2 separate regions of the Homo sapiens genome follow, and region 2 is linked to region 1. Evidence: chromatin loops called from intact Hi-C (ENCODE). Cell type or tissue: heart left ventricle. All regions are shown on one strand. Links, peaks and the distances in the headings refer to the core of each region. The heading gives the core; the rest is flanking DNA. Region 1 has its middle 2.0 kb from the start of LINC00920. Region 2 has its middle 9.1 kb from the start of CDH5.

Region 1 (2,872 bases), core at 87-2,586:
CTGGAGAGCAGTGGTGCGATCTTGGCTCACTGCAACCTCTGCCTCTGAGGTTCAAGCGATTCTCCTGCCTCAGCCTCCTGAGTAGCTGGGATTATAGGCAGCTGCCACCATGCCTGGCTAATTTTTGTATTTTTAGTAGAGACAGGGTTTCGCTATGTTGGTCAGGCTGGTAATTCTTAAAAGTCTGTTGCATTAATAGTGAACTCAACTTTTTAAAAAAACAGAAAGTTTTAGTGTTAAAAAATGATATTTGGGGATAAATTTTGCTTATCAATTCACTGTTTTCCAGTGACAAAAAAGTGCTTAGAAATCAACATTAAGATAACTTTTTTTTTCTGATTATAAAAATAATATATACTACTTATAGGAAATTTGGAAAACACAGAATAGAGAAGAAAATAAAAATTTTTCATAATTTCATAACCTGAAGATGGATATCTACTAGAAAAAATTGAGATCTGACTGTAAATAATTCATTGGGTTTTGCTTTTTAGCCTTGACCTTGAATTTAGCTCAAGATCACCACGTCCCAACATGACTTTTAATGGTTGCCCGGTAGTGTTTTGTGGATTTGCCATAATTTACCTAACCAATCTCTTATTGTTGGACATTTACATTGTTTCGAATCTTTTGCTTGTAAGTAACACTGAATTTACTGAGGCAGATACACCCAGTGCATCTTAGGTCCCTAGGAGGTCCTTAGCAATCCCTAGAAGGGGGATTGCTGGGTGGTCTGAGGTTTTGATTGTGAACATCAGAGACTCTACCAGTCACCTTGAAGACAGTAGGATTTATTCGAAGGATTCTTGACCTGGGAGGCGCCTTGAAACCAGGGCGCTCAGGGACTGCAGCTCCGTTCCTGGCCCAGAGTCAACCTTCCAGGATTGGCTTGGCGAAAATAGGGCGGAGCCGAGCAGGAGGACGAGGCGTGGACACTGCGGCAGGGCCACCCGGTGCAGGGAGGGATGGTGTGGTGCACTGTGACCCTCACAAATCCAAAGATCCGGCGGCCAAGGTCAGCCGCTCTCGGAGAGCCGAGATTCTTGGTGCTGGCTGGGCTGCTGGAGACAGCGGGTACCCCGTTCCTTCGGGAAGGTGGGGGACTAGGTCCCTGGCTCTCTCTACCCCATCAGAGCCTGGTGCGACGGAGGAGCGTAGCGAGAGCCCAGGCAGGTTGTAGGGCCAGACCAGGTTCTCTGTCAAGGTCCAGAACCCCCAGAACCTGCGGTCCATTGATTGCCAGGATGCCCGGCCGCGGAGCTCGCAGACACCGGCCCTGGCTGAGCATTTATTGACACAGCGCGCCCCCTAGTGGTCATTTCCCATTACCAACCCAACAGCCGCGGACGATGCTCCTTGGTTCAGCCTCTAGCCCCCCAGGTCTGGGAAGTCTGTAGATTCGCATTGTCCTGGGACCCAGGAGGCAACGGTTGAGGGTGGTCTAGGGGAATGGGAGAGTGTCTAGGCCCAACTCTGTCCCTAACTTGCCTGTGTGGCTCTGGCCACATCTCATCCCCATCTGGGTCCCACCTTGGACATCTGTGAAATGAGGAAGGTCATGCTGGCTTCACAGGTTTGGCCTGGGGGAGGGGAAGGGCTCTGAGCCTCTGCTCCCCTTGCCCACTTTCGGTAGGCTTGGGACCCAGGGTTGGCTGGAGCAGGCATGTGCAGTGTGGTCAGAAGATTCCAGGCCACTGGGTTTGGGGTACCATAAAATGTACAAATTCAGAGGCAGGCCCTCCTCCACTATGAAGATCACTCTTCCTACCTTAGGGTAAACAGGTTCCAAGCAGAGGAGGTGACCAGGGTGGCCAAGAGCTCAGAGCCAGGCCCTCTTGAAGGTTGGAGCGACAGAGATTGTCTCATCTGGAGGTGTCTTGGGGATGGGGAGGCTTCTTGGAGAAGGAAGTAGTGAACAGATCTCATGGGCTCCAGGGATTGAACAACCGTGAGTTCAGGGAGCAGGTACTTCAGACAGGTGGGAAAACAGCTTAAAAACCAGCTGGAAGGGGTGGCATTGGCAGGAATGGCTGAGTAAGGAGCACTTCTCCCCGAGAAAAGCAATGAGAATACTGGCCAAAATTGTCAAAACCAACTTTTTCAGAACTCTGAAAACTAATTAAAAACTTGCAATAATCCAGGGTGTACCTATTTTTTTTTAAAACAGCTAAATATTGGTAAGAACAGTGAGCTTGATGGCATTGTCCTTTTTTTTTTTTTAATAGAGACTGGGTCTCACTATGTTGCCCAGGCTGGTCTCAAACTCCTATATTCAAGCAATCCTCCCTCCTCAGCCTCCTAAAGTGTTGGGATTACAGGCATGAGCCACCACACCTGGCAGAGCTTGATGGCATTTTAACTTGCCCTAGTCCCATCCCCTTCTCCCGAGACCTGTGGTAGCCTTGAAACCCAGTGGATTCATAATCATGGTGAAAACCAGCAGTCTAGAGACAAACAGATCAGAACAGGGTTGGAGCTTCTGCAAAGTCCAATTCCCAGATAACTGTCATTATTCAACTTGTCTGGTAGTTCCCTGGAAGAAACTCCACTTGCAAGGCTGTGTTCTTTTGACCTGACTTGATACCCATTCAATACACACAGCCTTTTCTCTGAGGTTATTTGTTGAAAGTAATCAGTGGCAATTGTTTAACGTTGCAGCTGCCTGAGGCAGTGATAGTGGCTGGGGCAAATAAGAAGCTAAAAAAGATTTTAAAAGGAAAAGTTAAGGAATGAGCTGTCCATAGAGGCTTTGAAAAGCTTTGGCATATTCCTAGGAATCTATAAATGTCCCCTTTTCTGTAAGTTCCTCTGATGATGGTGGTGGTGGTGTGTGTGTGCTTGTGTGTGTGTATGTGTATTTGTGTGTGCATGT
Region 2 (2,947 bases), core at 271-2,770, 49 kb after region 1:
ACTTGGTGACCCTGCTTGTGGCTAGTGTCTAAGCCTTTATTAACCTGTGAAGTCTGCACTAACTCTGGGTAGTTAGGCTCAGAAATGGCTTGAATTGTTGGAAACCCAAGTGGTGTTGGAGAACTGGACAATTGGTTGTTGTTAGGAAAAACCCACACAGCTTCCTTTGCGTCAGGCATGGAGCCTAGTTGTTTTTTTTTTTTTTTTTTTTTTTTGTGCTGGGCAGTTGTTGAGGGTGATAGGGTCTTGCTCTGTTGCCCAGGCTGGAGTGCAGTGGTGCAATCATGGGTCACTGCAGCCTCAACCTCCTGGGCTCAAGTGATCCTCCTGCCTCAGCCTCCTGAGTAGCTGGGACTACAGGCACGTACCACCAAGCCCGGATAATTAAAAAAATTTTTTTTGTAGAGATGGGGCCTCACTGTGTTGCCCAGACTGGTCTTGAACTCCTGGACTCAAGCAACCTAGTGTTCTATATGCATCAGCTTACCCACTGTCTCTCTTTCTTTGCAAGACAGTGGTTCTCAAAGTGTGGCCTCAACCAGCAGCATCAGCAAATCCTGGGGTACCACCCCAGACCTGCCGAATCAGAAGATCTGGGGGTGGGACCCAGCAATCTGTGTTACTAAGAGATTCCAGTGATTCTGATGCATGCCCAAGCTTGAGAACTGCTGCCCTGGAGCAGAGATCCTCACTTCAGGCTGTGCCCTGGAACTGCCTGGCCAGCTCCCCTCCCCACATCCAAGTAGTATCTGGGGAAGGCACATGTAGAGATTCTGATTTAATTGGCCTGGTGGGGGCTGGACTTCACTATTTTATTTTTTTTGAGACAGAGTCTTGCTCTGTCGCCCAGGCTGGAGTGCAGTGGCACGATCTCGGCTCACTGCAACCTCTGCCTCCCAGGTTCAAGCGATTCTCCTGCCTCAGCCTCCCGAGTAGCTGGGCTTACAGGTGTGCACCACCACACCCTGCTAATTTTTTGTATTTTTAGTAGAGACGGGGGTCTCACTATGCTGGCCAGGCTGGTCTCGAACTCCTGACCTCAAGTGATCCCACCCACCTTGGCCTCCCAAAGTGCTGGGATTACAGGCGTGAGCCACTGTACCTGGCTGACTTCACTATTTTGTAAAGCTCCCCAGGAGGTTAATATGCTCCCAGGTCTTCCAGCATTACCTTAGGAGGTAGCTACCTCTCTTAGCTCCATTTTGCAGGTGCATAGGTTCTGGGAGATTAAAGGGCGTGCCCAAGTTATATAGCCATGTAAAGGGATGGGGAATTCTAAATCCCTGCCTTTCCACTTCCCCTCCTTCCTCCCATTCATTGCTTTTTGCTTTATTTAGAACTGTGTGGTTTCCCAAGCAACTTTCTTTGGAAAATTAAACAATTCCTGATGTCGCCATCTAGTGGCTAGCGATGAGAACAGATGAGCCTCTTCTGGACTTGGCAAGACGGGGCTCCTGGAGGACACACGTGGGAAGAGGAAAGGCCATCATTCATAGTTGCTCAGGCAGATGCTTTTGGGACACTTGGGTTCATTTTCCCAAAAGGTGTCCTTTCAGAAGGACAGTGGAATGAAGATGGGTTTCGTGTTTAAGAGCTATTGGGAGTTCACTCATGAACCCCAGGAGAAGCATGAGGTGTGGTCCCCAGGCAGGGGGAGGCACAGAGGGATCCGGGATGAGGGGGATTCACCTGGGCAGGAGAGCTTGACCTTCCTGCAGGGGCTGGCTCACCTTTGCTTGGGCACTGACTCATTCCACCATCAGCCACTGTGGGCCAGGCCCGAGGCTGCACTCGCCTTCAGACATCAGGGGAGAAGCACAGAATATTCCAGGTGCTCAGTCCTTCGTGATCCAAGCTGGTCTGTTCTTGGCCATGGGCAGAAGCTCCTGTGGAGGCTGATGGGGCGAGGAGAGGGTCTTGCCTCCAACTGGGGGAACTGAGGTGGCTGTGGGGGAGGGGGACAGCTTCTTGGAGCCTGTGCCCAGGGTCTAAATAGGAGCCCATAGGTATGACTCAAATCCAATGGCTGCTCCCCACCCTGCTGGCTCTTGTGGGGCCAGACAAGAGGCGCCAGAGGATGTCTCAGGACTGATGTGCTTGGGGTTCTCACCATGGCAGGGCACGGAGAGAAGTAAAGCTGTCTGAGAAAGGAGGGAGTGACTGACTACGCTCAGGGCACTCACAGGGTGGAATTCTTTTGTAAAAATAAATCTCAGTGGACAAAAGAGATTTAAGGGCTTGTACTATTGGAAGGTAAAGCCTCTAGCCTGGAAGCTTACCATTAGATGTCGTGTCTTTGCTTCTTCATGTAAACGCTGTTTTAGCATCTGTTGTGTATCAATCTCATCTGATTGCAGCCTCTTTTATTCCCAAACACATACTCACATCTCATGGGAGGCAAAAATTTCCAAGGAATACAGTTTGGGACACATTGGCCCCAAGGGAGGTCTCCAGTGGTATGCCACAAGATTCTATTCCAGGCCCATCTAGACTAGCATTCTTTTAAAAAATTAATGAATGAATTAATTATTGAGACAGTCTTGCAATGTCACCCAGGCTGGAGTGCAGCGGTGTGATCATGGCTCACTGCAGCCTCAACCTCCTGGGCTTATGGCAGCCTTGACCTCTCAGGATCAAGCTGTTGTCCCACTTCAGCCTCCTGAGTAGCTGGTACGAGAGGTGTGCACCACCATGCTCAGCTAACTCTTAAATTTTTTGTAGAGACAGGGTCTCTCTATGTTGCCCAGGCTAGTCTCAAACTCCTGACCTCAGCTGATTCTCCCACCCCAGCTTCCTAGTGTTGAGATTACAGGTGTAAGCCATTGTGCCTGGTCTGGACCAGCATTCTTTATCATCAACTTAGATGAAGACGATTGTCTACTGATCCAATCAATGGGCTCTTTAAACCCTGATGGGATGGAGGATGGGCTGGACAACAGGGTCAGGA

The links. A loop is a pair of places that touch in the nucleus more often than their neighbours do. Peaks named below come from ENCODE experiments on the same cell type or tissue, not always from the same donor. Only the 100,000 strongest peaks of a DNase experiment are listed, where the experiment ranks them.
Region 2: it touches region 1 in a loop (2.5-fold over the local background); 14 of 110 quality-filtered maps call a loop at or near these places.

The regions. Positions count from the first base shown.
Region 1 is chr16:66,405,077-66,407,948 of GRCh38, reverse strand. No RefSeq gene overlaps it. Among named protein-coding and RNA genes, the nearest start is that of LINC00920, 2.0 kb to the left of the region's middle. RefSeq lists an enhancer at 1,368-1,437 and a silencer at 1,149-1,443. In heart left ventricle, for the core only: CTCF peaks have their summits at 1,101 and 1,304 (motif pointing left); DNase peaks (open chromatin) are centred at 948 and 1,308; H3K4me3 peaks cover 733 bases; H3K27ac peaks cover 790 bases.
Region 2 is chr16:66,356,123-66,359,069 of GRCh38, reverse strand. No RefSeq gene overlaps it. Among named protein-coding and RNA genes, the nearest start is that of CDH5, 9.1 kb to the left of the region's middle. In heart left ventricle, for the core only: a CTCF peak has its summit at 1,410 (motif pointing left); no DNase peak of the experiment used is centred there.